Linked DNA regions of Mus musculus: region 1 is linked to region 2. A link is a loop called in an ENCODE intact Hi-C map of the cell type or tissue named here. Cell type or tissue: left cerebral cortex. All regions are shown on one strand. Each heading gives the region's core, and the rest is flanking DNA. Links, peaks and the distances in the headings are about the cores only.

Region 1 (12,599 bases), core at 1,819-9,818, 71 kb before region 2:
ACCCTGACCACCCTTCGGGCAGACAGGCCTGTCCCTGCAGGAGCCATGTATGACTTCTCTATGGATGTTCTCGGCCCCTAGATTTTTTGTGGCTAAAAGTGGGAGATGAGTAAGTGCCAGAGATATGTTGTGAAGAGATGAGAGACCACTGAGGTCTACCTGTATAGCCACGGAGATGGGAAGGGATTTGCAGTGGGCGATGCCATTCCATAGGTCAGGCCTGTGCAATATTCTTTCTCCCTACACCACAGGTGCTTTTATGTGTCCAGTGAGAAGCAGTGGGCATGAAAATATTTTAAAAATAATATCCTCTCAATGAGTGTGCTCCACAGCAGTACAAGATTTCCCTGGTTGTAACCCCAAACAAGCAGCAACTGGTCCATGGTCAAGGAGATCATGTTCAAATCACAGGAGCTTGTGTACTTGTGCATTTAAAGTCAGCCACTACTGGATCTCAGTGTTTTTTTTCCTATTCTCAACACTGAAACTTGGGAACTTGCAGGATAATTGTTGGAGGCCAACAGAGACCGTGCAGGGCTTAAGAGTCCCATTTCACCCCTAAACCCCTGCTACTAAGCCACATTGGCAACAAGGAAATACAACCATTCAATCCTGGATCTTGATGGCAGTGGTAGGGATATCTGAGAAAGTAATGGGAGAAGTGGTGTGCAGAGAGTGGTCTGGTTTCCCTGAGGCCAAAGAGCTATTTAGTCATTTCAGGCTTACTCACAAACTCCCGTACTTCTTTTTGAGACAGGATATCTATCTATCTATCTATCTATCTATCTATCTATCTATCTATCTATCTATCTATCTATCTATCATTCATCTGACCCAGGTTGCTGTACAACTCTCGAGCCGCTTGCCTCAGCTTCCTGAGTGCTAGAACTTACAGACATATCCAATGTGTCCAGTGTTCTGTTGTTGTTTTGTTTTGTTTTTAGTTAAGAAAGACAGCCAACTGCTGCATCGTAACTGTTAGCTGGCATTGAAGAGCTCAGCTTGTTATCTCTTGCCTGAGTCTGAGAGCCAGTGCTGACTCTAACTCTTGGAAGAGGGACAGGTAGGGTGATGGGCCATGGGTGTCACACACATAAAAGTGGAGGTCAGGTAAGAACATAGAGCCCAGGGCCTGCTCCTGGTGATTAAGATGCAGGTCATTCTATCCTATTTACTCTCCACGAATGTTAAACCCCTGTGCTTACTGTTTTTCTTTTATTATTGCATATTAATTAATTTACAAAGCGAGTTTTAATCTTTTTAGAATTAAAACACACACACCTTGGAGTTTAGTATATTTGGTGACTGCTGATCTAAAGGATGTTCAAAAATCCTAACCAACACCACTTAAAAAAACAAAGCAAAACAAAACAAAAACCTCAATAAAAGCCTGTTTATTTTTTGGTGATGAGTTTTGGGTAAATTTGATGTTTTTCCTACTTTTTAATGTACTTTATTCCCCCTACAATCTGGCCAAAGAATTGCTTTCAAAGGGGAATAAGAAAGATCTTAGGAAAGCTCTCTTCACTGCACACTGCCTGGTTCACAAACATGAATTGTCCTTTCAGAAGGGCCAGGTTCCATCACTCTGTGGACAAAGTGACTCACCAACACATAAGCCTCTTATGTGCATGGCGCGGCATTATCCTAGGACCCTCAATCATCCGTCTACATGTTAGCATCCTCTCTGGATGCCATGCCTGACACCAGCTCTCTTAGAGTTTCTATTGCTGTGACAAAATATCAGGACCAAAGCAAATTGGGGAAGGAAGGGTGTATTTCATCTTACAGTTTATAATTCATCATTTAAGGTAGTGAGGGCAGGAGCCCGGATGCAGACACTAATGCAGAGGCCATGGAGGGGTGCTGCTTATTGGTTTGCTCCTCATGGCTTGCTCAGTCTGCTTTCTTACAGAATCTAGGACCACCAGCCCAGAGGTAGGTAAGCACTGCTCACTGTGGATCTGTTGAGCCCTCTCACATCAATAATTAACCAAGAAAATATACCACAGGCTTGCCTACAGATCAGTCTAGCAGAGTCATTTTCCCATTTAAGGTTCCCTCTTCCAAAATGACTCTAGCTTGTATCAACTCGACATAAAACGTTGTGGAAGCAGTTACCCTACTCTGACTGAGTAGTAACGAGGAAGGAAGATCCCATGCCATCAGCACAGATGTGGTTTTGCCCCACACATTTTCGTTCTGAAGTCTGTTGGACACAAAGGTGCAGAACCATGTATGGAGGGCCAGGTATATGGCACAACCTGCAACTATGTACGCTCAGCATACATATTCTACTCTGTTATACCTTATGGTCCGAAGAGCCCTGGTCAGCCGTCTGTTGAAGCACAGGTTAGGCTCATCTCACCCTCTCCCTGTGCATCCCTGGCCCCCTTAGCACACACAGAAAACTCCTTCAGACCAGTTGCTTTTAGTAGCTTCTTATCCAAATGGTTCTCTAGGAAAACAGGACCAATCAGTCTTTTCAATTGAGAAAGAGAGCAACTGAAGTCTGACAGAACTTTCCAGGTCAGTCTCCAACCCCGACCTATGTTAGACAAACACCTTCACATCTGTGGAGTGCTGGACCTCCCTGACGCAAGAGCTATGCAGCACACAGAAGCCAGTTGGTCCACATAAACCCCAAACATGCAAGAGACATCCAAGAATGCACTTTTAAAGCTAACTCACTAGCAATGCACATGCATGCATACATACATGTACAACAGATATGTATGTGAACATATACTTGCTGGGCTGCTGTTCCTGTATTATTAGCATCTACCAGAGAAAGAAGAGGGCAAGGGGAGACTGGTTCCCTGGCTCTGTGACTTGGGGTAATTTCCTCCAACTTGAGTTAGCAGAGAGAACACAGCATGGGGTTGGGGCCACTCTCTCCTGTAGGCTGTGAAGTCCGCTGTACTGAGGTACTCTCTCTCTCATGATGAATGTATTCAGTAGGTTTCTATTTCTGTGATAAACACCATAACTAAAAGCAATTTGGCAAGGAAAGGGTTTAACCTCATCTTACAGCTTATAGAGTCAGTCCATAATTCAGGGAAGTCAGGATATGAACCTGGAGGTAGGAGCTGATCCAGAAGCCATGGATGAGTGCTGGCTACATCTTGCTCAGTTTACTTTCTTATACCCCCCAGAACTACCTGCCCAGGGGTAGTACTACCCACAATGGGTTGGGCCCTTCTGCAATCAACCACTATTTAAGAAAATGCCTGTAGACTGTGACCATTGAAAAACACATATTTCCAATGGTCTAAAGAACCTCAAGTATAACTTTATTTTGTTGGTATTTCACAGTTGTAATGTTGCTGTGAAGCGGTGTTTTGGTTTCTAAGACCATTGGGTTGGATGTGCCATGCTCAGAAGCTTGTTGGCAGCATGTTCTCTCTCTCTCTGTCTCTCTCTCTCTCTCTGTCTCTCTCTCTTTGTGTGTGTGTGTGTGTGCTCACATAGTAGTTAATGTAATATCTTTCCTACAGTAGATCCTATGTACATGTGTTTTGTGGGCTCCTATATCTATATATCCATTTGTCCATATGTCTGTCCTTCTACCTCGTTGATCCTCTGTGGCCTGGGCTCTTCCATCTGTAGATTTGGCTAAGTTAGATCAAGAATATCACATACATCTGCAAAGAACCTACCCAGGCTTTCCACTCTGCTGTTGTTCTGTTAACAGGAATACAGCCCAGCAGTGCAGTGTCCGATGGTCCAGAGCTCTCATGGCTGGCTGCCTTCCAGATGCCAGTGAGGTCCAGCCACCTCAGTCACTGCCCCATTGACATACCTGAGTGTGTGGGTCACACCTTTCTCTGGGGTCTTTGCCAGGTGAAGTCAAGAAGCATTGACAAAATACACCTTGAAAACGTGTGACATTTCCAGGGATTGTAGAATCAAGAAGATAGTCAAGAGAGGGCCCCATGGGGACGAGGTGGATCTGCATGTGGAGAGTCAGCTTTGACCAAATACCAGGTCAGTATGAGCCAAAAGCATGGCTCAGGCTGTGTCCTGCTCACCCTCAGGCAGAGGAGATGCTAAAAAAAATCCCAGAATGCCTTGTGCAACTGTGGACAGACCCGGAGGCCTTGGTCATTGGTTAGGCAATTTGCTCCCTTCTCTGAGGCACCATAGGGAGAAGGCAATTATCCCAAGGCTGGAGTTCAGAAGGAGTGAGGTTCAGGGTGGCCTGGGGACTCTGTGATCCAGGCAGACCTGTGAGATAGGCTGTGAGGCCCCTTCTCTACCGTCTGCAGGAAGTCTCTCCATTCAGTAAACTGGATATTAAAAACAAATGTACCTAATTAGAAATAAAATGTTTCCAACCAGCTTGAAATAAAATAAAATGTAATTACTAATGATATTTAAACGTTGCAGATATTTTATTTTATTTTTTTAAAAAATTCCCTTAATTTAAAATGAAGTATGACTTTAATTTAGTTGAGAATACATTAAGGAGGGAAGGCTGTGGCTCCTCGGAGGGCTTCCGACTGCCTGTGAGTGAGGTTTCGGGCACCGGGGATTGTCCCTAGCTGGCAAAACTGCTCACAGAGTTCCAAGAGAGATGTCTCCCAGAGACTCTGTGTCTCCTGGAGTCATAGACTAAGCCTTAGGATCCTGTAAGAGATAGATAGCAACTCTTGTCTTTTCTGTGACATCCTGGGGACAGGCCCTTGCATGCAGCATGGACTTGTGCCACAGGCTTTCTTCACTCTGGCCTCCTGAAGATCCCCATCAGAGGTGCCTATCTCGATCCTCTGGGGTCAAGTGGGAAAGAAATAAACTCAGGAAAGCAATCTATATGCTTGTCACCTCACATAAGGTCCATTCAACAGGGTCACACTTCTAACACAGGCCCTGTCACTTAATACCCATGTGACACTGACAAGTCGCTGTGTGACTCTAGGCAGGTTACCTGCCCTCTCTGAACTTCATTCTTCTAGTTTGTACCTAAGTTGTCAAGACTCAGACTTTGTTCACATAGCAACCATGGAGGGAGCTGGCTGGGACAGCTGGTGGTAAAAGTGTTATTCTCTTCTCTCTCCAGTGCTTGTAGCAGATTGGCACCAAACCTGTCCTCTGGAATGGAGTGTTCACACCATCACTCCTGGGCTAGAGCATGTTACAGGTGGAAGGTAGCCGTGTGTTTGGAACCTCCAGCTCTAGATAAGTTGCACCTTTGCTGTATGTCCTTAAGCAAGCTACCTGGTATCTCTGAGCCTGTCTCCTCACCTGTAATACGTGGATAGTGGTCATCACTTAGGAACACTTTTGAAACATACCAGACATTGACACGAGACTTGGGGCCCTTGCGGTGGTATCTGTGGGTAAAGCTCCCAGAAAAGTGTTACCTGGCACGTCATTGGCCTTTGTGGCCCAGAGCAGATGCTTCATGAACATGTCAGATGAACATCTGGACCCTTCAGAGGAAGAAACAGGTCTGCCTATACTGAGCCTCCCACTACACTCTGCTTTGAGGGACACCTAAGGTCACCAGGGCCGGCAGGGGCAACTTCAGGATGAAAATGCTTTGAGAATCTGTTGCCATGGCAACTGCCACCTAGCCAGAATTCATCTTTCTCTTTGACCAAAGTTGTCAGAACAGGGTGGCTTCTCTTTGCCTGGTAACTGAAATCTGGCTGATTCTGGGGGGTTGGGGGGCGGTGAGCAGAAGACACAGATTTACTGAAGTCCTAGGAAGTCACAGGAGACACCCTGAAAGTCTTTGTTTCTTCCATTTCTGTTCAAAAGGTAATAAACGGGCAGGCAGAGCCCTGGGCAGAGTTCATGCACAGATTCTGTTTTGCATTATTTCTTCATGTAATTTGAGCTCGCTCCTGCCTCTGTGTCAAAGTCCTGGTGTCATCAGTAAAAGATATCCTAGTATTTCTCATTCCATGTAAGGCCCCCAGTGCCCTCAAGGTCTCCTGTACCCTTGAATGTGTCCTGGGCCAGAGCTGAGTGGGAGAAAGTGGAGACCCCTATAGCATATGCTCTGCTGTCAGGCTGGCCAGAGATACGCAATGCCTCAGATCTGACACTAGTCAGCCTTTGTGTCACCAAACACTGCACATGGGCAAGGTGAATTGAGTTGTCTAGTTATCTACTCATCGACAGATAGGCCAATCCCACACCCAATCACCCACCAATCACCCGCCTTCTTCCCATCCACCCACCCATCCATCCATCCATCCATCCACCCATCCATCCATCCACCCATCTCCTTTCTTCCCATCCCTCCCTCTCTCTCCCCTCCCTTCACCATCTATCCTAATACCCACCTTCTGTCACATTGTATAAGATAATCACACAGCTGAAACATGTGACCATACTGCAGACTCCACTGCCCTCCATGCACAAGTTGATAATTCTCAAGTCAGACCCAAAGACTCAGAACAGTCCCAAGTTCTATATGGCTACCAAAAAAACCAAACCAAATAAAAAACCAAAAAACCCCTCTGTCCCCCAAGCCCAGCCCCTGCTAGAAGAGAGCATCATAGCCCTTCAGGTCTTGCTGAAGACTGTGTGGGTGATGATGATACCTCTAAAGCACGCTTGTTCCCGTCATGTGGGGCACTGCATTGTTAGAGGCCAATGGTCCTACTTTCTCCTTCTCTCTCCTTTTCTGTCACCTTCTCTCTTCATCCTTTCATATTCCCCACTGGTGCCAGTGTCTGCGGCTGCCTCCCCAGCCCTCTGTGCTCATCCACCATGCTGAACTTGGTGAAGCTCAAGAGCTTGAAGACAGGAGACAAAGGCTCTTCACAATCCAGGAGTCAAAGGTGATTATTAAAACCAGTGTGAGACAGGGTACTGGGGAGAGATGATATGTGTGGAAATGCCACAAAAGGTTGGAAAGACTACCAACCTTTTCTCCGTGCATCTATCCATTCATCTATCTACCAATTCATTCACATGTCTGTCCATCTGTCCTCTTGTCTGCCCCTCTGTGTGCCCATCTGCCCACCTGTCCATCCACCCACCTGTCCATTCACATGTCTGTTCGTCTGTCCCTCCACCTGTCTATCCATCATCTCTTCATTCAGCTTCCCCGGGCTTTGACCTCCCTTTATCCTCCTTCCGAACGCCTACATGTATGACCACTCTCACTCCATGTGACAGCTGGCTGCATCCCAGGCAGGCCACATAGCCCATGCACGCTGGAGCCCCACTTGCTTTGAGGTAAAGAAAAAAGAAATCTGGCAAATGTTGGGAGATGGTGTTTGGAGATCTCAATCCAGGACGCTGAGCGGGAAGATAGCACCTCTCTTGGCAGTAAGCCCTTCAGTCTGTCAGTCCGGCTGCTGAGCCCAGCCCCCTCACGTCTTGCCTCCCTTCAGGAGGAGGGGTGCTCAAGCTGTGGGAACTGACACCCTGGATGTGTGTCAGGGGGTGGGTGGGAGCCACGTGAGGCCTTCTGTTAATGAGGGTGGGGTCCCCACCCACTGAGGAAGCCAAATGGCCCCACCCACTGAGGAAGCCAAATGGAGAGAGAGAGAGAGAGAGAGAGAGAGAGAGAGAGAGAGAGAGAGAGAGAGAGAGAGAGAGAGAGAAAGACAGGGTTGGGGAGACACCATGCCAAGGTGACTCCCAGCTGTCTGCAGTCCAGCTAAGATATCACATGGGCAAGAGGGAAGTCATCCCCCCTCCCCACATCCCCCTGCTTCCTTTCCCTTCTTCAACATGGAGGTTTGCAGAGGGGCTGAAGGAAGGGGGTGAGATGCGTGCTAGGAAGCTCAAGTGAGCACAGATAGCTCCAACAGGCCCACCACCACTCCCTCAGGCTCTTGCACAGGAGGCCCTGAGGGCTGGCAGCCGGCAGCCTTTGTAGGAGGACAACCCTGATTCCCACCACAGGGTTAGTCACAGGGATTACGGGGTGAATGGAACAGCGTTCCTCATTCCTCATGTAGTTGGTGCCCCAAATCCTAATCCTTTCAAAGACTCTGCCAGCCCATGCTGCCTTGCGGACAACTCAGAGCTGACTCTTCCTTCGGGCAGATACAGTTTCTTGACAGTACACCGGGCTGCTGGAGTGGAAACTGGTTGTCAGTTACTGGCTATGGCCTCGGGCAGGGGTCTTTTGCAGAATTCAGTCAGCCTCCTCTGTATGGCTCTTGCTTTAAGTTCCATCCTGTCCTATTTTCCTCCCTTCCTTCCTTGCCTGGGGCCTCTGCTCTGTTGCCCACTGCCTCTCCAACTCCAGAAAACACTTCTGTGTACGTCCGAACACTTGGCTGTGAACCAGCTGTATAACCTGAAGCAAGAGCCTTTCCACTCTGGTCTTCTGTTTTTCTGATTCAAAGACGGTTGGCTTCAAGGTTGACTCTGAGGGGTCCTATAACCCACGGCAACCAGTCTGTTGTTCGTAGAAGTTCATCATATCTATAGGATGTCCTGAAAAAGGATGTCATTGGTTGAACCCACCACCTTGTTCCCTCCTCCAAGCCTAAGCTTCTCTCTGCTATTGGTCCTCTGAAGAAGATTGAAATCATGTCCTCCAGGAAGCCTTCCTGGTGTTCTCTGTGAACCTATATAACCTTCATGCCTATTCACATGGCAGCCTGGTTTCATGGTGCCCTTGAGAAGCACAGGGGCTCCTCAGGCATGTTTACAGAGTTTACAGTATGAAGTCAAGAGAGACTCCCTGGGACTGGAGAGACAAGATGGCTCAGTGGTTATGAACCTTTGCTGCCCTTGCAGGTGGCCTGAGTTTGGTTCTCAGAACCAAGTCAGTGGCTCCAGTTTTAGGAGAAGCCTCTGAAAGCTTTGTTCTCATGTGCACACACACACACACACACACACACACACACACACACACACACACACTTAAAATAATAAAAATAAATCTTAAAAAGAGAAATTCTCTGAGTAGCTGAGACAATAAGGTCTGACCAGGACCTTGAGGCTCCCTTTGGGGCTGGAAGACTCATTAATAAAAGCATTTAAAAATGGGTCCCAGAAGGAAGTTCGAGGACAGTGTTATTAATGGTCTAAACAGGGTGGGTTAGCTGTAGAACTAGGCTGGCAGGGAGATTGGAGACAGTCATGTCCTTTAAGTGTCTGTCGGAGAAATAGCAAGAAAACCCATAGAGAAAGCAGGCGAAGGCTAGAGCCCAAGCAGATCAAGAATAGGAAAGGCTCAGAGGGTCTGAGCTCAGAGCATACCTAAGCTTAGGCTTGACCCCAGGACAAAGAGATGCACCAGACATGAAGCTGCAAACAGAGGGCTTACAGATAAAGGGGAAATGCTTCAGAGATGCAAGCTAGCCCATGAGCTGAGGATGGAGCCTAGGAAGCATGGGGTGAGGCATGGGGTGGGGTGGCTCTTTCAAGACCCTCACACACTACCTGCCCCTCTCCAGCTTGGAGCAAGAGCTTTCTTGAGCATGCTGTATTCCTTCCATGAACCCCTTGTGGGGAAGGGCTTCCAGGCATATCTGCAAAGGTTTCCTTCACGGTTAATCTTGGTGTGTTGTCACCTGTCCTGAACGAAGGGGCATATACAAGTGTTTAGAACCAGGGACCCAGATCAAATGACCTGCCTGCCTGTCAGTTTCTCTTAACAAATGTCTTTTTAAGAAGCAAAATGTTGAGCTGGGCGTGGTGGCACATGCCTTTAATCCCAGCCCTCGGGAGGCAGGTGGATTTCTGAGTTCGAGGCCAGCCTGGTCTACAAAGTGAGTTCCAGGACAGCCAGGGCTACACAGAGAAAACCTTGTCTCAAAAAACCAAAAAACAAAAAAAGAAGAAGCAAAATGTCTTTTCAGCAACCCAGCATGTTGTTGGGTTTCTTATTCATGTACTTCTTGCACTTTTGATTTTGTTTAAGAAGTCTGCCTCAATCTCGAGCTCTCTGAGAATCTTCTGTTTTCTTTAGGAGATTTGTATTCCTTGGGGTTGGGAGCGGCACCTCTTGTATTCAGCTCTGTCACCTGTGGTCATCGAGGAGCCAGACCACAGGTGGGTGTGTAGACACTGAGGGAGATGGGCAGCTCCCCTCACACAGGGCCATGGCAGTGAGTTCCAGTGAACCAAATATATCCCCTTTGCTCTCCTGCTCCTCCACAGAGATCATCAAGACCACCTTTGAGATGATCACCATTTTGAATTGCATAGAACAAGAAATAACCCATAGATTCTATCAAGATTTATAACCACCTCTTCCCTAACAGAGAAGGGAAAGGAAGGGGAGAGTGGTTAAGGTTGTGGGAGGGAGAACAGAACAGAGGACCCAATAGAAAACACGCAAACCATTAAACAAACAGACGCTTTAACAGGGAAGCCACACAAACAGGGAAAGCCATTAAATTAAAGTGAGGAATGTCCTAAGCTTTCAGGGAAGTGCTGATGGAGTACAGCAAGCTCCCACTGTGCGTTCTCTGGCATGGGTTCCCACTGTGTGTCCTCTGGCATAGGTTCCCACTGTGTGCCCCCTGGAGTGGCTAAAGCCAATAAACCTGACAGCACCAAATGTTGGCAAAGAAAACAGAGCAACCGGAACACAGCCGATAGATAGGAAAACTGGCAAAAGTAGTCATTTGTTAGAACCGAAGCAGAAATGTTTGGACCCTGAGTGATCCCCAGGGCTCATTCTTGGTATTCACCAAGAATGTGGGGAAGCCCCCACAGTCCCCAAATACATACAGCAGTACCCTGTGTCCAGTGTCCCCAGACTAAAGCAACCCTACTCACTGGAGAGTGGAGATGTCAAGAATGGCAGGTATTCCCGGTGAAATCAGTCATGTGGATGGATATACAAATGAGCATGTTTCTATAACAAGGGGGCCAACAATGGCACAGGAGTCTAAGGGAAAGAGTCAGAGCTTTGCCATCCAGTGGAAGACAAGCCCGTGGAAGTTTAGCCACAAGACATGGGATCCTTCCTAGGGTGCCGGTCATTTGTATTCATTTATGGGGGTGCTGGATGCACCGATGCTTCTACTATACAAAGAGGTGCCAGGCTGCTCACTCATAAAGGGCTCCTTTTCTCTCTGGCCAACAGAAGAAACACACAACAGAAAAAGAACCCCAACATTTAAATCCAAAAAAAAAAAAAAAAAAACTTGCTCGGCCTGGTTAAGGCTCAGAGTAATTGTCCCAGCTGCCACCCTGGGCCCTGTGCCCGCTGGGCCCTGCTGCCCCTTGCAGCTCCTCTGAGGAGCCTGCAGCCCTGAGAAGAAATCTCTTCCCCTTTCTCATTCTTCCCGTTCCCTTGGCCTGGGGCTATTGTACATATGCAAATGTGGAGATGCTAGCTGCCTAGGCAAACCCAGCTATTTATAGCCAGATAGCTGGCACACTCACAGCTCTACAGACTAGAAAGCCGAAGCACTCACACAGACACATGCACGCACGCACGCACATGCATGCATGCACGCACGCACGCACACTACACACAGTATATTTTTTCTTTCCCCAGGATATAAATTTCCCGTCCCATTGCAGTCTGGGCCGTCGCATGCAACATTGATTGTCTGTTATATTACATTTATTAAGAAGTGATAACTTGTAATAATTGGATGTTAAATTAAAGAACTCTCTCCTAGTTATTGCCGTCTCAATTATAACTGTCGCTGGCTGGCAGTTATAATGATATATGAGGGTTGTATTTTATGCAGCCGACCGTGACCTGGTGAGTAATATTCCCCCAGCTCTGAGGGCGTTCATGCACTCCTTCGCTCCTAATGCCTTGCTCGGGTGCTCATTGGAATATTAAGCGACTGCAAGGCTGAGGTGTCGAAATCCGTGCAGCCAGCCTGGCAACTAACAGCCCCTCCGGCACCCGGGTTCCTCCCGCCTTCCCTCCTGGGCCAGGGCCAGCTCATTTGGGCTTTGTTTTATGGTTATAGGAATCCAGTTTGTTTGGGAAGTTATAGTGGGTGAAGAGTGTGCTTTCTGTTTCCTTGAAGATGAAGAGTCTGCAGTGAGCTCCCGGGTGCAGCCCCGAGGAGGAGCAGGTTGGCCAGGCAGCACCTGGGCAGTGGGGTGAGGGGACTTGTGGAGGGTCTGGCTGTATCTATGCAGCCTTGGCAAGTCGGAGGCTCTGGGAGCTGAAGGCTATTTGAGGCTCTGAATGAGTCTGTTGCTCAGGGCTGCAGACCTCACATGATGAAAAGGACTGACTGCCAGGGGCCCGCGCGATTGTGTCCAGACCTCGAGGAGATGGCATTCGCTAAGGTTAGACAGGAGGTTGATCTGGGCACTCATATCCTCACTTCCTTGTCTCCTCTGCCCCGTTCATTTGAGCCAACAGAGGCCACTTTGTTGGAATTGGCCACACGACAACCAAGGGGGACTCTGGGAGGCTCCTAGGTCCCCCAGTCCTCAGGTCACATCCGTCAGCCGTCATTCTGCATTTGTGTCTTAAGGCTTTATAAGGAAATTCCTCAGCACAGGCAGGAATGTGTTTCCCGAATTTCTGGAACTCAAGGTTTAAAGGTGTGGATGGACCTTGCTCTCCTGAGACTTCTAAGGAGGGTGTCCTGGACTCTGTCATTTCTGGCAACACAAGTGTCTCTTGCCTGTTGGCCCAAGCTGCCTTTTCCTCTAATGACATCCACAAAGACCCTTTTTCTAAATAAAAT
Region 2 (12,599 bases), core at 2,249-10,248:
TCTTAGGAAAAAAGGGGTTGTTGTGATTCAGTCTAATGAAGTTGGGCAGAGAAGGTGTGGCAGCAGGAGAGTGAGGAGAAAGATCACAGGTCACATTGCTTATACAGTCACATGGCAGAGAGAGGCACTCTACTCTGTGTACACCCCAGTGGTATTGCCCACATTGAAGGGGGGTGTCTCCCATCTCATTTAGTCTTTTCTAGTCTAGAAAAGGCATTTACAGACACACCCAAAAGTTTGCTTCCACGATTATTCTACACCCTACCAGGCTAGCAATCAAAATTACAGAGCCCTGCTCTGACCCCTGCAATCCCCCTACTCTACCTACTCTCTAGTCTCATAAGCACTTTAGTGAGATCACTCAACAGCTTCAGAATGTCTTCCCTACCAAGCACGGCTATAGACACGTGCCAATGAATTCCCCAATAAAACCCACTGCCAGATAGAGCTGGAGACGGGCGGTCTTGTTGAGTCGGCCACTGAGGTACCTCAGGAACTACAAAGCACACCTCAGGGTGTGTATGTAAAGCATCTCCTAAGAGGTGACCTGGGAGGGATATCCTATGATCCTGAGAACGTGGGCAGCAGGCTGGAGCCATAAAGAGGGAAAGGGAGAAATCTTTAGTGCAGGCTTTGGGCTTCCAATCTGCTCCTGGATGCTGTAGGGATAATGGCCTGTTCTTGCTACTGTGAGGGACAGCTTTGTCACAAGGCCAAACATGGAAACGATAAGCTGAGGACAGGGCCCTCCAAAACCCTGACCCGAAGCACACCTGGCCTTCCCTAAGTTGCTGGTTAAAACTGTCAGCAGCAACAAAAGCTGTCAAAGCATAATTTTCCACTGGTCTTGGCCTGAAATCTTCTATCCACCAATATATACCTTTATCTATACATTCCTCCACTTATCCACTCACCTGTCTGTATACTGACCCATCTACCAACGTATCCACCCTTCCAACTATCCATTTACCCATCTATTTACCCATCTATGCACACACACACACACATACACACACGCACACACACACACAATCTGTCTGTCCATCCATCCATCTATCCACTTCTATATTTACCCACCCACTTACCCATCCATCTATCCACCCACCCACATATTTTTAAATTCTTGTTAAAAGGAATTATTTATTTATTTATTTATTTATTTTATGCATATGACCAAGAGCTTTCACAAGGAGAGTGTGTGGCCAGTTCACAACCATGTCCACATAACTACTGAAGACCCGGTGGCCCAGGAAGCTGAAGCACCAGGTACAGGACTCCACAGCTAGGAGAGATATGGTTAGTACCCAGACTATGAGTACATATGTATATGAGTACACCATAATTGTCTTCAGACACACCAGAAGAGGGCATCAGATCCCATTACAAATGGTTACATATTTATCAGTCCATCCATCCATCCATCCATCCTGCCTGCCCACTTATTTATAAGTCCATCCATTCATCCATCAACCCACCCATCTATTTCCCACCCACTTATCCATCCATCCATCCATCCATCCATCCATCCACCCATCTACCCATCCACTCCCCCTCTATCCAATCATGTGCTAAACAGTGTGGTGAGGCTTTTCTGAAACTACTTGCTGAAAGACTGACAAGCCCAAGTCTCTGCTGTCATCATCCATTTTGCTCATGTGCTACCCTTTAAGAGACAACCCTCATGCTAAAGCATCAAGTAACTTGTCTCTCCTTGCCATTCCTCTCCTCCTGATAATGTGTTTCCCCCAAACTTTGATGACATCATCCTCAGCATGTATTCCTTGCTATACCTGGCACCCCCTGCTTCTCCATAGCCCAGAGTGATCCCTGGCACAGAGGGAGTGCTCCACAAGATGCAAACTAGATGGGATGTGGAAGAGACCCAGCATCGTCAAGGGGAAGAGATGTGTTGTTTCCTCACATGAAATTAGAAAGAATGGCTTGAGTGGTGGACTATGTGGATACCTGAATATATTGGATAGATGGATGGATGGATGGATGGATGGATGGATGGATGGATGGACAGGTGGGTGGGTAGGTGGATGGATATGTAGAGGGATGGATGGATGGATGGGTAGGTGAATGGATGGGTAGGTGAATGGATGGGTAGGTGGGTGGACAGATGGATGGACAGGTGGGTAGGTGGATGGATGGGTAGGTAGGTAGGTGGGTGGATGGATGGATGGGTAGGTAGGTAGGTGGGTGGATGGATGGATGGGTAGGTAGGTAGGTGGGTGGATGGATGGATGGACAGGTGGGTGGGTGGATGGATGGGTAGAAGGCTGGATGGAGGGATGGACAGGTGGGTGGGTAGGTGGATGGATATGTAGAGGGATGGATGGATGGATGGATGGATGGGTAGGTGAATGGATGGGTAGGTGAATGGATGGGTAGGTGGGTGGACAGATGGATGGACAGGTGGGTAGGTGGATGGATGGGTAGGTAGGTAGGTGGGTGGATGGATGGATGGGTAGGTAGGTAGGTGGGTGGATGGATGGATGGACAGGTGGGTGGGTGGATGGAAGGGTAGAAGGCTGGATGGAGGGATGGACAGGTGGGTGGGTAGGTGGATGTATGGTTGGATGATGGATGGATGGATGGATGGATGGATGGATGGATGGATGGAAGGACAGGCGGGTGGTAGGTGAATGAATGGATGGACAGATGGATGAATGGATGGATGAATGGACAGGTAGGTGGGTGGATGGATAGGGGGTGGATGGATGTGTCTACAGACCACATCCTCCTGTGGACCACATCTCCCTATGGACCACAACCCCCTGTGGACCTTCCTCTTTGTGGCCCACATCTCCCTTTGGCACACATGCCCTGTGAAGTGCATTGCTTTGTGGACCACATCATTCTGTGAACCCCATCTCTGTGTAGTAAAGTGGAAACGTCTGGTTTCTTTGGAAAGTCAGTTGTGTTAAAGGATGATTTTTCGGGCACACAGGTGAAAGGATGTGTTGCTAAAGCAGATACAGGTGAAAGGATGGTTTGTTATAGCAGACATGTGAAAGAATGTGTGATGAAGGCATATAACTATGACCCCACAGACAGTGGGAGACCGGCACTGAGCATTGGCTTGCTTTGCTCTGCCTCCCTACTCTTCTCTAACGACTGGCATGTACTGGTTTGCCTTACATTGTGTTGCTGAGCTCTGCTTGTGAGAGAGACACTCACCAAAGAACTTCTGGTGAGGGCCGTGTGGCTTCTTGCCACTTCCATGGCCTTGGGCAGGTTGGTGAGCCATGTGGCGTCTTCTAGGTTAACCTGCCCTTGCTGCTTCATATGTGGTGACTGCCAAGTGGACTGGACTGCAGCTGTGGAATCCTATTTGGTGTTTGCCATGGAAGCTGAACTGCTGCTATCCTGACAACAAAGATTGGACTTGCCCGCTAAGAACTATTTTCAAAAAGGCCTACTTCTCCCATGTCCTGATAACTTTTCTCTTCCACTATCTCTGGTGGGTGGTGGGCTGGAGGAGAGGTTAGAGTAGGTTGGAAAAAAGGCATGCTTACACAGTGGATCACATTCTTCTTTGGATATACATCCCTTGTGAACATCATCTCCCTGTGGACCACGGTCTCTCGTGGACCACAGCTCCTTGTGAACCACACCCTACCGTGCACCACACCCTCATGGGGTACATCTCCAGTAGAGCTCTCCCACTACCCACCCTATGAACTCTAGGCAAGTTGCTGTGCTTTGTAGAGGTCTAGACCAGATCCTCATGCTTCCCAGCCAAGGGCCATGCAAGCCACTGAAAACCTGAAATGCATTTCTTCTTTCATTGTCTTTAATCTGGAACCACGGTTTTGGATCTTCAATGTGAACTTGGTTAGTTCCTTGGGTTGTCATCTTCTGGATCTCAGACCACTTGGTTCCTGGGAGTGGCTCGCTGATCCCCTTAAAGAAGCACACAGTTACTCTGAGCATTCTGACTGGCCACACGTTCCTGCCTTTTAGAAGGGAGAATCTGAGGCTCTGGCATGACACGGCTGTGTGATAGTGTGAAGTGGCAACCAGAAGAGCTCAGAGTCCTAGGGAACAGTCTCATTGTCTTTGCCTGAAGAGGCTGTACAGCAGGGGCATAGAAGACACTGAGTGGATTTGCCAGAGAAGGGACCTCTGTGTGGCTTTTCAGCTGTGCACATTGGCCCCAAGGGCCTTCTCTGCCTCCTGACTCATCTCTGTTCCTTAGTCATATATACCATGTCCCCTGTGCACCAGCTGTGGTGCAAAGTCCTGCCTCCCACCTAGGTCCTTGAGTCCCAATAGCCACACAAATGTATCCCCTCTCCTTCCCCCTCTTCCCCTCCTCCCTCTTCTCTTTGTTCTCCCTCTTCCCTTCCTCTTCCTCTTCCTTCTCCTCTTCTTTCTTCTCTTCCTTTTCCTTCTCCTCTTCTTCCTCTCCTTCCTTACCCTCCCTCATCTCTCTCCTCCCCTCCTCTTCTTCTTCCTTCTCCTCTTCTTCTCCCTCTCCTTCCTGTCCTTCCTCCTCTCCCTCCTCCCTTCTTCTTCCTTCTCATCTTTCTCTTCTCCCTCTCCTCCTGTCCTCTCTCCTTTCCCTTCTCCCTTCCTCTTGTTTCTTCTCTTCCTGTTCTCCCTCTTACTCCCTGTCCCTCTCCAAGATGAGATGTACTCCTTTCTAGGAGTCTTGCTGGTCCTTCTTCACTTTGCTGCTGTGAAGCTGCCACTAATGGGCTGCACACATAACTCCCTTCCTTAGGATGGGGCCTGAGAACACAAATCTTATTTGTGCAAAAATAACTGGCAGAGAGGAAGCCATGCCCTCCAGGCACTGAATTGAGAGGCAGGAGGAAGAGACTGGTTCGAGGAGCCAGGCCAATACAACAGGCTAGGCTGGCAGTGTGCAGAGCCTAGGGCCAGCTCCAGGTCCTGCCTTAGTGTGAATAGCTGGCCTAAGCATTATTGGTGAACAAGTACCCTGTGGTGACCTGTGGGGTGTGTGCTGTGTGTACTCGTGTGTGATGTGGTCTGTGTGTGTGTATTTGATATAGTATGTATTGTGTTGTGTATGTGTTGTATGTTGTGTGTGTTGAATGTATGTGCATGTTATGTGTATGTATATTATGGTGTGTGTGTGTGTATTTTTGTGTGTACATGCATGCCTGTGCTTCTGTGTATGTGTATGGTGTTTGTGTGTATGTGGTATGTGTATATGTATGAATATTTTATGTGTTGTATGGTGTGCATGTGTGTGGTATGGTGTGTGTTGTGTGGTATGTGGTGTGTTGTGTGTGTTGTATGTATGTGTGTGTTATGTGTGGTATATAGTGTGTGTGTGTGTGTGTGTGTGATGTGTGGCATGTGTATATGTTTGTGTGTGCCTGCATGCATGTTCTATGTAAGTGTTGTGTGTGTGTGTGTATGTGTAAAATCTCTGGGCACTTGGGAGTGAAAACTCAGAGGAAGGGGAGTAGGAACTTTTTAAGGTTAAACACAGCAGCCCAGAACCCCTCACCTCTGAGGAGAGAGAGTCATGCACTTCATTCAGGATCAAGAACTCTGGTACAGAGAAGCTTGTGATCAGCGGAGGGAAGACACTCTTTTTGGTGTTTTAGAAACAGACAATGTGTCTGTGTGGGCTCCTGCTATTGTCCCTTTTATGTCCTCAGCAAACATGCCGGCTGCAAATAGATGGCCCTTTGCAGAGGGGAAAGTTGAGGCTGTGAGGGTGGCAGAGGCCTGCTTAGGTCATGGAGGTTTCAACATCAAAGGGAGGTGCAGGGCTGGAGGATGGAGTGGAGGAAACTGGGGGGCATCAGTCTCCAGCATGGGTGTATTGCTCCCAGCCTCCTCAGTAGCCTGACCCTCAACACTTTGTAGTTGATGACGATAATGGGGACTTTGGAACCCACCTTCCCTGATCTGACCCTGACCAGCACTGTGACCTCTGGAAGTTTATTTACCTTCTCTCCTCTTTACTTTCCTTATCTATAAATTAGAAATAACCGTGGTATTTCAGAACCCTCCCCTCTTTTCCCGTGCCAGCCATAATTGGAACCTGAGCAGAAGGCAGGCTTCCTGGAAGCAAGAACTGGAGTCAACCGGAAGCCATAGCAAGCCATGGAAGGCTGTAGGTAGAAGAGGGCTGAGGTCAGCCAAAGGTTTGAGAGAGGCTCTGGACCACGGAGGGAGGGTTATTCTCACATTCATACGTGGGAAGGGACAAGGTCTATCTGGCTGATTAGCAACACCCCAGTCCTGGGAGAGGAGGGATTCTCCCAGGGCTATCTGTGATGATCAGCCCAGCTTCTAGGCCTCTGTGTCTGCAGTGAGGCAGGTTAAGCTAACCTGGAGTAAGGAGTTGCTGCTGGTCTGGGGGTCCTCAGGAGGCCACTCCTGCAAGGGCTTGGGTGAGCAGGAAGCTGCAAACATTCCTCACCATCGCCTCCCCTACGCCTCACCGGCCAGGAATGCCAGAGAGACTGTGCTTATCTCTCCCCTAAGAATCCCAGGAGGCTGCCTCCCATCAGCTATCTGTCCAGACAGGGTCCTAAATCAGGACTCCTCCCCCTCCAGCCACAGGTGACGAAGAACCCGGACCTCTGCCAACCCAGACACCGAGGAGTCTGAACACAAGCAAGCAGCCGTACAGATCGGTATGGCCAAGGGTGGCTGGGGACTGAACGTGTCTCGGCAGGGGCTGACACGGACTTAGCTTGAACAGGCCTGGGTTTGAGTTGATCTCAAACCTGCCTCAGTTCCTTCATCTCTGAAATGGGAGTATTCATAGGCTTCTCTTGGGTGGCGACAGAACCATATATAGCCCCTGCCTTGGCTGCTCTAGCCAGCCTGGCTGGTATAGATCCTCCTCTCCTGCCTCATTAAATGCACACACACTCAAGCTGAAGGGGCTATTTGCTGAGGTGTTGCAGCTGCCCACAGATTTGCCTGGAACCCATGTCTTCCTTCTGCCAGCTACCCCAGTGTTCTAACACCTTCCTATGGCTTTTCCAGCTTGGCTAGTACCCATTTATTTTGGGATTTCCTTCTGGGAGAGTGTATGGGTCAAGAGGAAGACACACCCCTCCCCGCCTCCCCCAGTTGTTGAAATATAGCACCAGGTCTTCCCTTCCAGCCTGATTTCACAGCCCCATGGAACACAGTAGTTATAAATAACACGCTATAGAATACGCTAGAAGGTGCTAAGTGTTATGGGAGAGAAGCGGGCAGGGGAGGGGAGGGAGGTTGGGTGTCGTGGGGGTGGGATGGGTGCTGGGATTTTAACAGGACTGCTATATATAGTCTTTGTCTCTTCCTGTAGGAGCTTCCAGTTTGACGTCTGTCTGATGATGTGCACCATCCCGCTTGCTGAGCCCGTAAGCACGTTCACATGTGCATATGTGTGCATGAGTTTTAGGGTATGTGTGTGCAAACAGTCTGTACACCCCTGAATGTGCAGACCCCCTGTGATATAACGGAGAAATCCGGCAGTCTCTTGAGCCAGTTTCTCCCCAAACTCGCCTAGACACCACTCAGGGCCTCCCAAATTCTGCATCTCCATCTTGAAAAGGATCCATTTACTCTTAGACAGGGAAACTGAGGCTGTGGGAGGCTGTGGGGTTCACACCACGGCCCATAGCCTTCAGAAAGCTTGGCAGGGGGTGGGGTTCCTATCCTGTAGACACCCAGTGGCTTTTCCAAAGAATCAGGCAGTGGAGACACAGGAATAAGGTTCAGGCCTGAATTTTTCTTCCTGTCCCTCCCACCCCAGAGGCCACTTAAGCAGCGCATAACTGCTCTGTGATGTATGGAACTCTCTGGCCGAGCATAAACAGAGGGTCACATGCCAGGCAGGAGTGCCCACGGACTTCCTCCCGTTCTGTGAAATATGCTCCTCGTTTGACTGGGGTTTGTTTTATTAGACCCATGGCAGTGAGGAGCCTGTGTAGCTAAACCCGCTCTCCATCACTCCTTTCTCCTGAGAAGCAGAGGCCCAGTACCTGAAGAGAAGGAAAGTCTTGCTTTCTCTGTCCTTCCTTAGCACAGACTCCCCCAGAACTAGATCTTCCTGGCCCAGGGTAGGCTGCACGCCACGAACTGCAGGGCACTTGAGGTCTTGTGCTCAGAGAAATGGCTTTTGATTCTTACAAGGGGGACGTATCAGCACAAAACCTTCTGTCTTAAGGCAGTGAGCTTTGCATAGTCCCTTGAAATTGCTTCCTTCTGATTCATTAATCCTGTATCAGACCTCCTGAGGCCACCTTGTGTGGAGGAGATGTGGTAGAATCTTACATTTCGGGACTGGGCTATTCTGCTCCCATCTGATGTCTTAATCTGTGACTGGGGACTGAGGCCTGCTCTGGGTGAGGTTTGCTTTCATGGGACCTTGTGACCTTGGGGCGTGGACATTTCTGCCTCGTGGCAGTCTCCTGTATGTGTGTATGCGTGTGTGTGTGTGTGTGTGTGTGTGTGTGTGTGTTAATCCTGACTGTGCAAGCTTGTGGAAAGGGAGAACCATGACCTTGAATGCTTCTGGGTGAATTTGAGTAGCAAGAGAAAAATGCAGCTTACATCTTCCAACGTGACCCACCCCATTCTCCTTCAGAAGAGGGTGAGAAGAAAGGCTTCGAGGCCAAATTGAACTTATCTTCAAATTTGTCCCCGTGTGACTCCTGTTGTACCCCACCGACTCTCTAGAGACAGCGCGTGCGCCAGCACATGCGCAAGAGCTCGACTTGTTCCTCCGGGCTCTAGCAGGCTCACAGAGCCCTGTGCCCGGTGCCCAGTTCCCCAGCGTGTATACCAAAGAACAGGAGTGTGCTTATTATGACTCTAGACCCGTGTGTCTCAAGCTTCCTGACGCTGTTGTGATCCTTTAATGACCTCCAACCATAAAATTACTTTTATTGCTACTTCATAACTGCAACTTTCTACTGTTATCTGTGTTTTCCGACGATCTTAGGAGATCCCTACAAAAGGGTCATTTGACCTTCAAAGGGGTCAGGACCCACTGGTTGAGAACCACTGCTCTAGATTAAGGAACTTTGAAGTTGGATTAGGGGAAGGCAAAACACTATGCAAATGAATGGGTGTGGCTATTGCTTTCTTATCTGTGCTCCTGGGACTGAATGTAGGCTTCCTGTATGAGACACTGATTATTGAGCTAAGGACTGGCTGTAGCCTAGACAGTCTTCCAGCCTGGACGGAGGCCTCCTGAGCAACTCAGAGTGAATGTGTTTTCAGAGTTAAGTACCAGGTGGGTGTGATTTGTGTGTGTGTGTGCTTGTGTGTGTGCGCCATGTTTTGAGTTTGGATCAGGGGTGTGGGATGGGGGGCTCATTGTTGGGCTGTGCCTGCCTGGAAGATCTCCTTGGCTGTGACACACATATTGATGTCTTTTGAAATGTCTAGCTTGTTCCGGAGGCTTTGTCAAGGCTATCTTCCAGACCCTTCAACCCCTTCTCTTCCACCCTTTGGACCTTCAGGATGGATAGCGAAGGGCTTGTGCAGTTAGATGTCATCACCACAGACTCTGCCTGGGAAATGGGAGGAGGTGATTTCATCCCTGTGTGCAGGTCACAGAGTGCCCCCACACAAGTTAAATTGCTGCAACTTTGACCGGCAGTGCAGTCACACAGGATCCATCCCCCTTGTATCTGAGGGCGTGGAACCTGCTGTGTCCGGCTCAAGGCAGTTTCTCGGGGCCACCCATTGCCAGATCCACTGTCTAGGGATCAAAAAGGACTTCAAGAGGTGCAGAGACTTCCAAGATCACACAGAGGTGGGACCTGAGTGTACTGAGTCCAAACACAGGTATCTGCTTCTCTGTCTGTCTTTCCTTCTTGCTGTCTTTGGAGGCAGGCATTGTGGGTACAGACAGCTTCCATGGCCAGGGTATGCTGCCCTTGAGCACAGCCCTGCTGTTCCTAGGCTGGACAGACACATGGACAAGCATCATCATCCTGAAAACCTCATGGTTTCCTCGATTGGTTGCCCTGAGGGTCTGCCCAAGGCCAGGGTTTCCCCACTAGCCAACATCTCTAAATCCCAGGGACACTATTCCATTTTGGAGTTTCTCCCCAATGCCCCCAATGGCTCTCCATTGCCAAGTGCCCCAGGGACTCCTAGGCTGTGAGATACCATTTATCAGAAGGAGCTGGCCTCTGGCCAGTTGTTTCCCGTCTCGTCTACCAGTGAGGGGAAATGCTCACCCAGATCTCCCTGCTTCACAACACTATTTTCTTCTCCACTTATCTGATCCGTGGCTCTGGCTTTATTTCCTCAAGATGTGAGATGCCCTGAAGCCCCTATTCCAGGCTGAAGCGTTCACACCTTGGTCCGTCTCTAGTCTCCCGGACCACCAACCCACTAGATGATCCTCCCAGGATCCTGAGGATCTGGCTAACATACAGGCAGTGTAGAGAGGTATGACCCAGAGGGATGAGATTTGGTCACCCAGTTCCAGTACGGGGACTCACCTAGAGATAGATACCAGTGGCCACACTGGGCCTTGAGTTCTTTTCTTGGAAGTGTCTGCACTGACTCTCCTCATTCGCAGTAAGGTTTATAACTCACACTGTGGGATATGACCTTTCTGAAAACAAAGACATGTCTTCAGCTTTAGTGCACCTAGTTTCCACACGCACACACATTCCCAACCCCTGACTACGTGGTTAAGTGGCTCCATCAGGTCCCTTTGTCATTGCGCTTAGGCTTCTGCATTGGAAGGTTTTCGTCCCTTGATGCGTGACAAGCACACCCCTTCCCAGGCGCTATCTTCCCAGGGACTTGCATTCTTCCTGGATGCTGAAGAGGTCTCTGCTGTTCTCCCTCTAATTTTAAAAGGCCACTCAGAAAGCTTTGGAGACTTTCTCCATAAAGTGGAGGTGGCTGTCTCTTCTTCTACCACCACCACCTCCTCCTTTCCTCTCTTCTCTCCCTCCTCCTCCTTTCCCACTACCTCCACCTCATTTCCTTCCTCTTCTCCTTTCTCCTCCCCCTCCCCTCCTCCCTTCTCCTCTCCATCCTCTCCTCCCCTCCCTTCCTCCCTTCTCTTCTCCCTTTTCCTCCCCTCCACTCTTCCCTCCCTTCTTCTCTCCTCCTCTCCTTCTTTCTCCTCCTCCTCTTCTCCCCCTCCTTCTCTATTTTCAGCCAAATCAGTGGGCTTCAGGTTCAGTGCAAGGCTTTGTCTAAAAAATCAGATAGATGGGTGTTAGGACACAGCCCAGTAGATAATTACTAGCGTGAAGTCTGAAATTTGGACCCCGAGCATCCACGTGAAAGCCACGAAGAGTAGTGACATGTCGAAACTCTCAGGGCTCAGGAGGAAGAGGCAACATCTTCAGGGCAAGCTGGGCAGTCAGATTGGGCAGGGACTGTTCTAGATTTTTAAAACCAGGGGTGCAAACTCAAAGCGTCTGGTGACCCAGGCTGAGGTCATTGGCTTGAAGCATAGGTGGAACACAGGGCTCCCGGGATGATTATGTGTCACGGGACAGTGAAGGTGAGGTGACTTCAGGACAAGTTTTTTTGGGGGATAACACATAAGGAAGAGCTTAATAATTTTGTGTCTGGAGAGAGAAAGAGGGGAGGGGGAGAGGGAGGGAGAGATTACAGCATCCCTGGGGCTCACTGGAACCCTAGCAGTATGGGATGCATATATATGCATTTCACTTTGGCTGAACTTCAGGGTCTCAAATTTCCACCCTTTGCTTGGCCTGTCAAGACCGGTCCAAAACTTTCCCACTGTCGTGTGACATCTGGATGACTTTTAGCTGGAGAGCAGACCTCAGCCCTACACACACACACACACACACACACACACACACACACACACATACATACATGTTTTCTTCACCTGCCATTGACGGCGGTGTGGGCAAGCATCTACCACACTATCAGGAGTGCTATGCTGAGCTCTGCATCCAGGTGTTCAGCCCAACCCCACAATGGGGAACCTGAGGAGACAGAGGAGGGATAGAGAGGCTATGTGCTGGACTCTCTCTGGCTGTCCCTGCTCTCATGCCTTCCTTTCCCAGCTCTGTAGCAAGCACCAGGTTAGTTAGCTCTTCTGAATCACTGGAATTTCACTAGTTCTCCTCAGCCTCTCACAGTTAGCCTGCTGATGGGTGGTCCCCAACCTCCCAAGTGCATGCCCCACTGCCTGTCACTGCCTCTGTCATGCTGTCTCCTGCTTCTCTTTTCTCTTTATCCTGAGCCAGTCACCTAGCTCACACCCCACAGCACCTGTGAGGTAGGCTCTTCTTCCCATTTCTCCCTCATCCTTAACTCTGCCCTGTCTGTCTGTCTGTCTGTCTGTCTGTCTGTCTGTCTGTCTTCCTTTGTCCTGCTCCCTTTGGACACATATGACCTCGCTTCCCCCATATGTTCAATGGCATCTCCTCTGCAGGATTATGGAGCTGACTTACTTGGATACAGGTCTGAACTCTGGCTGTTAGGGGAAGGGGTGCGAGTCTCCTCAACCTCCCTGGGCCTCAGTGGCTTCATTTCTTCCAATGGTGGTGTTAACAGGACCACTCACACCAGACTGTGGGAGTCAGCTGGAAAGATCACTTCTGAGCCTCCGATGGGCTCCTGCAACCCACCTCTGGTGGCTCTGGAGTCCT

What was found. Hi-C counts contacts between places; a loop is a spot of excess contacts. Peaks named below come from ENCODE experiments on the same cell type or tissue, not always from the same donor. Only the 100,000 strongest peaks of a DNase experiment are listed, where the experiment ranks them.
Region 1: it touches region 2 in a loop (4-fold over the local background); 2 of 42 quality-filtered maps call a loop at or near these places.

The regions. Positions count from the first base shown.
Region 1 is chr5:111,713,665-111,726,263 of GRCm38, forward strand. No RefSeq gene overlaps it. Among named protein-coding and RNA genes, the nearest start is that of Gm36481, 12 kb to the left of the region's middle. In left cerebral cortex, for the core only: no CTCF peak of the experiment used is centred there; DNase peaks (open chromatin) are centred at 5,553 and 7,269.
Region 2 is chr5:111,784,262-111,796,860 of GRCm38, forward strand. Gm36535 (a long non-coding RNA gene) reads left to right here and starts at 9,106. Exons shown (of 2, transcript XR_003955955.1): 1 at 9,106-9,229. In left cerebral cortex, for the core only: no CTCF peak of the experiment used is centred there; a DNase peak (open chromatin) is centred at 7,073; H3K27ac peaks cover 773 bases.